Linked DNA regions of Homo sapiens: region 1 is linked to region 2. Evidence: chromatin contacts called from ENCODE Hi-C or POLR2A ChIA-PET data. All regions are on one chromosome and are shown on one strand. Each heading gives the region's core, a stretch centred on a gene start or an enhancer-like site at or near the end of the contact. The rest is flanking DNA. Distances are from core to core; before and after follow the strand shown.

Region 1 (4,168 bases), core at 1,013-3,512, 190 kb after region 2:
GAAGTTACTCTATATGGTCTAAAAAGGGGAGGCATGAATAATCCACCCCTTGTTTAGCATATCAAGAAATAACCATAAAATGGGTAACCAGCAGCCCTCAGGGCTGCTCTGCTTATGGAGTAGCCATTCTTTTATTCCTTTACTTTCCTAATAAACTTGCTTTCACTTTACTCTATGGGCTCGCCCTGAATTTTTTCTTGCACGAGATCCGAGAACCCTCTCTTGGGGTCTGGATTGGGATCCCCTTCCTTAACAATAGTGTCATTTTTATCCCAAATGTTTCCTCTTCCATTTTAAAATCTTCTTCATTACAACCATTGGCACCTCTTTTTACCTTGAAAGCAAAGCTAGTCTTTACTGTGGCTGTGCTTCTAAGGTTTTTAACAAACCCATGTTGAGTACATCTTTCAACTTTCATTTTTATTCTTTTGTCTCCTTTCTTTTGCTTCTCCAATCACTGGTATGGAGAATTACTTCATTCCAGGGCTCTCTAAAGATATAATGAGCCTTTCTCTCCTTTCTGACTTCCCTCTGCAACATTCCTTTCTTTACTTTCTCCTGACACTATAGGAACAGCCTTTCTATTGACCTTATTAATTATAAAAGGACAAGATTAGCATCATGAGTATAGTTCTCAAATATAGCAGCGTATAAAATACGAATGACATTTTTCTGTGTGCTTACAATGTAAAGCAATTATAATAGGGATGTTATGGTTGGCTTTATAAGTAAATATTCTGATTTATACTACCTGTATCTACAGCTACATAATTGATATGCAAATTTGACTTTGTTTTGCATAAGTTTATCTGGCCATTATATCTATTTATAAATGTAGTTTGTGATTATATACACTTAGAGGTACTTGGTGTACTAGTTGAAATTTTATTTCCACATACCTCTGTGGGAGTCTGTTGAGCCTTTTTTTCAGATTTTGGCAAATCTTTGCTTCCTCTTCTTTTTAAGGATAACTGAAACAAAGCATGAATATATTTAGTTGGATAAACTATAATTTTAATTCAATTTTATGTTTTTAAGTATTCTAGTCTCAAACGACAAAACCAAGACAAATAAAAAGAGTTAGTTCAATAATCATAAAAGGAGGAAAAAAAATCCTAAACCAGATAGATTTAGATATATTTTTACTTTGGACTAGGATACACATCACAGTAGAATGTAGCTGGCAATTATTTAATTTGAGAAATACAGGAAACCTACTGTGAAAATGCAGAAAAACAACAGACAAAATTGATTGTTGACTCAATATGATATATAGTTCAAATGTAAACAAATGCTTGTTAGCATTCCACATCACTGAAGGAAAAAAAGTAAGTTATTATTTCCAATGTTGGGAGTTAGGTTGCTATAAGCTTATGAACACACACTTTCAGTGAATTTATGTAGAATCGGAAGCACTTCATTCTCCCCTCACCACACATCACCCCCTTGCTCCTCCTCGACACGTGCAAAATGATAGGGCATGGTAGGGGTTGTAGTGAAATGGAGAAGGCATGCCCCATCTCAAGAAACAGGTGGACCAGCCACAGCTTCAGCTCATTGTGTGATACAGGAATGTGGGCTTTTACAAGAGAAGCTGGGAATCTGGATTCTTATGTAAAATCTCCCACATTTTACTGGCTGATCCTAATTAAAATTCAAACTAACACTTTGGAAGTCAAAGAATACACAGCTAGTGCCAAACTGTTTCAAGGACAAGCGTAATATGATCTCTGGTGCTCAGTTCCATTTCTCACACCAATATAAGAAGAAGGGTCTCTGTATGTAAACAATAATTATCCGTATGTATGACTGTCTACCATATACTACACATTGAGGGGGAGACTCAAAGTTTGATTAGATACTGCATCTACCATCAGGAAGCTGAAACTTAGCAGGGGAGGAGACAGAGAAGCAAACAATTACAGTGCAAATTGATAAATGCTATGCTTTAGGTTCTGTGAAGCAGGGGTTTTGATTTAGTGTGGCATCACCACCATAAAAATAGTGCTTGCCACATGGCAGGTGGTGAAAAAAATACTTGCTGAACTAATGATATATGAATACCAAATCGAGGTTCTGAGGTCAAAGAGAAGGACAGGGGTATAGACTGACAGTAAAAATAGGGAAGCCTTTTCCAAACAGGAGTCTTCATAAATTCGCAAAGAAATGAAAATTAAATTCTTCACATGTTAATTTCTAACCCATATCCACTGTTAAGTAAAGGCATACGTTCAAGCACAGAAGGCAGGGGAATACTTTGGTGCAACTGCTTTCATTCAGTATGAAACTGAAACTACACAGACAAATGAATAGCCCACGTGGTTATTCATTTCTAGTTCTTTACAGGAAGAAGTTCTTTCTGTTGCTTGTATAATCTTCTTAGAAAGGAAAGCTTGGGGACTGACTCACCATAACCAAAAAGTAATTTAGGAAGTAATCAACAAAACAGTCCCAAGAATACCAAGAATAAAGTGAGCTAAACTAAGAAACCTGGAACATTCTAGGTAGGGGCTGCCTACAAGAAGCGTTGAATTTGTTTCACTAAATACTTATTGAATGCTTGTATTTGAATTCACTCAATTATGTGTTTATTTAGTGACTACCAATGCACTTCATAACATACCTGTGACACAATAATAATGAAACCAATGTGATCTTTGCTCTTTTGGGGGTTCTCAGCTTACTTGGCATGATCTGTTCAGTCTGGAATTCAACACAGTGTTATGAAAGCAATGATAATACAAGAACAATATTAACTGTCATTGAGCCCTAATTCATGTCAACCCCTTCACATACATTATCTCAGCTAATTTTTAAACACTCCTTTTAGCCTCACTTTGCAGGTGCTGAAACTAAAGTTTACAGGGGTAACAGAAGTAGATGAATAAATTATCAAAAGCATCAGTTATCTCTGTGCTCCTCAGAACAGCATCATCAGTGTCACCCAGAAAGCTGTTGGAAAAGCAAATTCTTGAGATTCATCCCAGAACCACTGATTCAGAAACTCTGAGGATGAGGCCCAGTGATCTATGATTTAATAAGCTAAAGTTTGCAAATGTCTAAAGTTACTAGTTGGTAACAATAACTTCAGACCTTGACCCAAGTCTTTCTCATATCTAACTGTTAGCTATTAGATCACTAAGGAGAAAGACTTTATCTAATCTAGGGCTAGAGATGGTGTGGGGAGCTAGGGATAATTTCCAAAATGAGTAGCATCTTATCTAGAATCTGGTGCATGAGTAGTTAGCCAATGGAAGATGAAGAGGAGGAAAAGGGAAAAAAAAAGGCATTCCACATAGAAAAACCATTTCTGGGACAGAAATTCCATATGGGTGTTACAGAGTGAGAGGAGAGGAGTGACATGAGATTTGCTGGTGGCATAAGTCAGATCTTGAAGGACATTGAATAAAGATTGAATTTTATCTTATTCAGGTCAAATTATTGTCCTAGGGTCAACTTGGAGCACTAAATGCTCCTATTGAGCAAGAAATGTCATAATTAGACTGTCATAGAGATATACAAAGACACAAGGGTGGCAGTACAAATCGCTGTGAGATAAAGATGTTACATGCAGGGGTTTCAAGGGAAAGTATGTTCTAGTTCTGGAAATGTTTTTTGGTCTTTGTGTTTCATTCATTTCATAGGTATTTAGTTTCTGGTCTATATGTGGTACTGTATATATGCCAAACACATGTGACTAAGAAATATTGTACTCTTTCCCCAAAGAGCTAACTGTTTATAATGATAAAAAGGATGCAATTAGCAAAAACAGTGGGCAGAACTAACTCAGGGCAATAAATGAACAAAAAGGGACTGAGAGGGCAAAGGAAGAAGCTCTAATTCCAGATCTGGGGAATCAGAGAAAATCATTCAAGAGAACTGACTTTTGAAGGATATGCAAAATTTCAACAGAAATAAAACTGAACAAACTGTTGTAGGAGTAAAGATATAGAGGAATGAGTTTGCCTTTCAGATGCACTAACTCCTGAAAAGAAGTGATGGAGGTAGGGCCACTGTAGAGATGGGGTAAAAGAAGATGCAGAAAAGATTGAGGTCAGCTTGTGCAGCTGAGAAATTTAGACTTTATCCTGTGGGCAATGTTAAAATGAGACCTCTAAATTAATATAAGAGCAATGCTGAAATTAGGGCATTCTTTCCTAAGAGGCAT
Region 2 (4,205 bases), core at 932-3,431:
TTGGAGCAGAAGAAAATGATTGATCATACCCTTTCTTGTTTTCTTGTTCCCTGATACCTCCCCACTTTTGTTCTTTAGCAGCAACACTCAGTTATTTTGGTAAATTATTTCCAGGTAAAACAGAACAAAAATTGTATGAAAAGTAACGCCAGGAATAGGTTTTGTATAGAAGCTCTCCTTTTAAACACTGCTCTTTGGTTATAAGCTAAGAATTATTATTGGAATTGACAGCAATAATTTTTAAGCCAAAAGTGTATATTTTAGCTAAATGTTCCAGATTACGCAGTAAATACCCAAGTGAGTAATTGGCAAGAAATGAGGTAAATGAGTTCAGATATTCAAATGATTAAAAGTAAGTCTGCATATTAATAGTAGCCTTCAAAGTAATTCTGATGTTCATATTTAATATCATTTAACATTTATACATATTAGTCACTGGAGCTTTACTTGGAGTACATCCACACGAAAAACCAATTATTTATTAAATTTTCCTTTCTTAGCAATAGCCTCTAAATTTGCAGGCCCACCCCAAACTGTTCCTAAAAGATCTCTTTCGTTCTGTAATGCTTCCTCCAAATATAGCTCTCTGCCTGAACAAACAGATTTTTTCAAAGCTCTAATTACTTCCGGTGGCCCTTGGATGAATTGCTTTAGCCATTCTTGTGCCTCTTCTAGAGATTTAGTTTCATCTGAAGACTGCAAGACCTCTTCAACCATTCCTATGTTTAGAGCATTTTTTGAATCCAGTTTAAGGGCCCCACTCAACACTTTGAGAGCTTGTCTACTTCCGATTATTTCAACTAGCCGGGTGGTGCCACCCCAGCTTGGTATTATGCCCATCTCTTTGTGGACGAATCTGATCTTACTCTCTGGAGTCATTAACCTGTAAAAGAAAAAAGAAAAGCTTAATTGTAACTCTCTCTGTATGCTCTAATCATAAAGTACTATCCATTCATGATCTGATGTGAATTCTCCATAGATCTTTATAGGTAGGTATATTAAAAACAATGTTTGAAAAATATGGCTGTTTCATCTAGAATTTAATTTACTAATAGTATTTAAAACTTCCCTTTGAAAACAGTATCATTTTTTGTTGTGCTTGTTTACCCTTTGCAAACAAGAACCTTCTAAAAGCCCAAAGTTGATCTTTCTTAAGTGAGTGGTGACCTAATGAGAGGATGTGGATCAAGTGAAAGTATGGGAGTAGGAAATGTTAGGTGCATACTAAGAAAAACAAACCGAAAAGCATAGTAAGTTAAGGTTCTCAAAAGTCCTTAGTGGGGAAAAATGCTTTTTAAATACAGCATCTATTCAGCAAGTATTTACAAAGAACTACCAGTGCCAGGTGGTGGTTTAGGTGCTGAGACTACAGGAATGACCAAAACAAAACCCTTGTGCTCAGGAGCTGTTTTCAGTTTGGAGAGAAAGGCATTAAACCATATAAAGTCAGTGGCAATGAGTGCTTTATAGCAAAAAGAGAAAAAGAAAATGAGGCAGGAGACAAATGAATTGAGGATATGTGTGCTGGGGGTGTGCTATTTTCGATGAAGAAGGACACTGAATATTTGAGCAGCCACCTGAGGAAATGAGCAATGCAAAAATCTGGGAAAAGATGTTCCAGGAAGAAGGAATTGCAAGTGCAAAAGTCTTGAAGTAGAGAACTGCTTAGTATCTCTGGGGACGAGTACAGTGTAACTGGAACATGGGGGATAAAATGAGAAGCATACTTAACAGGCCTTAGTAAGGAGTTCGGATTTTATTTTTTAAGTGTAAAGTTATTTAGAGGAGGTCAACCAAAGCATTAACATCTGACATTTTACAAGGGCTGCTCTAGTTGCCATGTGCATGAAGAGCTTATTTAGCATTTCAAAGCTCTTATACCTTTTTTTTTTTTTTTTTTTAAGGAACTGGCAATACAGCTATTGCAGAGCTAGGATTTAAACCCAGGCAGGTTGGCTTCAGTTATCTTCATGGTACACATAATAGCTAGACGAGGTGGAAGCAGGGATACCAGTAAGAAAGTTATTGATAGTGGCTTGGATTAGACTGATAGCAGTGAGTTTCCCTAACGGGTTCATTTTCCCCAGTCATGGGATTTTTATGAATAGGATGATTAATAAGAAAGTATAACAATAAAGGGGAGTTAACATTTGCCAGTTCAACAGACTGAGTAAAGCTACACGATTTAGCTTTACTAAATAAACGCCCATGCGTTTTATTTTGACTGCATGCTTCAAGAAGCTTTCACTTTCAAATTACTCATTACAAAAAAGAAGACCTTAAGTTGGGTTGGCTTTCCAACGTGTTAAATACTCAAATGCAGGTGATTTGGTTCTATTAGCACTAAGAACAAAAAACTCAGTCTTTGACCCGAGAGAATTCTGACAAATGCCAACTTATTAACTCACTGGGAAACTTTCTCTTCACAGCTGTGAATTTCTACAAAGGAAAATATGCCTCCATTATGAACAATTGCTTCTAGAGGCAAATAGCTATGAAAAATAATAGTTTTCAAGAAATAATTTTAAAATTGGGAGGAAAAAAGAACAAGTCTTATAAAAATCTGAATTTATCACAATATTGTAAGAGGAGTACTGCCTTGTTAAAACAATATCAAAAGGAATAGAAATTACAGAAATAATGTCTAATATTCTTAGAAATAGGAATATTGTCAATATTGAACCCAATCCTATAAAGCTTTTTACATAATACACTAAATATGTAACTGTTCTGAATTGAATCCTAGAATTGGTTCAGAGCTGTGCCTATAATGGAGTAAAGGACTATGCCAGGAATAGATTCATTTAGAATCAGCTGAACATAAAAACTGGTTAAAGTCCTAGATGTTGGAATAATGTAGATGAGCTTATGACAACAAAAGTTATTACCTATGTAAGCACATTCATATTTGGAATTATTTGCTTCTAAAGAAAAATCATCATCTCTATGGTGATTTTTTTCCATTTGCCTTATTTTATAAGGTAAAGTGTGTCTTTTGGAATCATATTTTACAACTCCAACAAATCTTGAGGTTATCTTTGTAAAAATACCTTTTGTGATCAAAATCTAACATCCATTCTTTGCAAATTGTATACCTCGGGTGTGCTTATGTACTGATATACATTAAATATATATTAAATAAATATGACCAAAAAATTCATTGGTGATAAAAGAACACAAGTAGTTTCCTCTAATAAACAGAGCATTCAGATGGTAACCTTTACAGGACTCTTTTAACCTAAAAATGAAAGTTTAAATATAAAATTTAAAATGCTGAAAAACCTAATTTAAGAAGGACATTATTATATTAACAACAAGATATATCCCAAAATAGTTTCCTGATAGACCCTACAGGATTATACACTAATTCTTTCTAGAGTTTAGATGCAGTTACCTAGTAATATAATTATTGCAAGGGATAATCTACGTAGAGTAATGGAAGACTTAGCTCTTATAATTTTGAAGACTAATGACAGACTCAATTTATAAAACCATATTAAACTTGCTTATTTTGACAAGTAAAAGAATGATAAGTGTCTTCTAACTGTTTAATAGCATAATCATTGGCAATGTTTAAAATTTCCTCTGACATCCTGGGGCAAAGGAGATGAGATTAATCAAATGTGGATATATTTCTTGTTACTACTGTCTGGATGAAACAATGTTATAAGAAAGACTACTCATAACTGGGGAAAGAGTTACACCTTTGACAGGTGATACAAAGTCAAGTGTTGATGATACCAGGAAGGACTGTTCAGTGAGTTACTACTTCTTGATGAGTTAACTCTTAAGTTTCAGGTCTTGAACAAATGTATTCAAGAACATTCTAAAAAGAAATTACCAAATTTTACTAAAATAGGAAGTTTTTAGTGGAAAAGTTGCAAAAAAACAGCCTTTTTGTAATGTTGATTATTAAAGCAAGGTACTTCTAGTAAATTCTGTGATGAAGGATGGAAATATAAATAATTGAATTGGAAGAGTGTACAGCTTTGATGTGAAGTGCATACACTCAGAAGCCAGACTGCTGGGCTTGAAATCCTAGGATGGCCACTAGACTGGCTACATATCCACACATTGTAAAATACAGCAAAGGCAAAAGAAACATGGTACAAAGAGGAGAGGAAGATTCATCTCTAGATCTTAGGAAGTTACTTAACATCTCTGTGTCTCTTGATAGATACTTTGAACATATGTACTCCACAATT

What was found. Hi-C counts contacts between places; a loop is a spot of excess contacts on that map. ChIA-PET counts read pairs that join two places held with the same protein, here RNA polymerase II (POLR2A). Pooled maps may share reads with other maps.
Region 1: a pooled map shows a loop between it and region 2 (7-fold over the local background). The contact joins two enhancer-like sites. A Hi-C loop is called at or near these places in 2 of 37 single-sample maps with no recorded cell type and 12 of 50 pooled maps. POLR2A ChIA-PET finds 5 or more read pairs at or near these places in 3 of 52 experiments (H1, WTC11 and activated CD4-positive, alpha-beta T cell).

What each region holds. Positions count from the first base shown.
Region 1 is chr6:127,482,014-127,486,181 of GRCh38, forward strand. It overlaps MTCL3 (MTCL family member 3), which reads right to left. Exons shown (of 7, transcript NM_001400265.1): 5 at 900-971. It overlaps SOGA3-KIAA0408 (SOGA3-KIAA0408 readthrough), which reads right to left. Exons shown (of 13, transcript NR_174482.1): 5 at 900-971. Among named protein-coding and RNA genes, the nearest start is that of KIAA0408, 25 kb to the left of the region's middle. RefSeq lists enhancers at 1-378, 2,291-2,420. Within about 2 kb of position 2,263, at least 4 of the 41 ENCODE cell types and tissues checked have a DNase peak (open chromatin) inside an H3K27ac peak, as active enhancers do.
Region 2 is chr6:127,289,395-127,293,599 of GRCh38, forward strand. It overlaps ECHDC1 (ethylmalonyl-CoA decarboxylase 1), which reads right to left. Exons shown (of 6, transcript NM_001002030.2): 6 at 1-883. The coding sequence ends at 475. Among named protein-coding and RNA genes, the nearest start is that of RNF146, 25 kb to the left of the region's middle. RefSeq lists a silencer at 1,403-1,462. Within about 2 kb of position 2,182, at least 3 of the 41 ENCODE cell types and tissues checked have a DNase peak (open chromatin) inside an H3K27ac peak, as active enhancers do.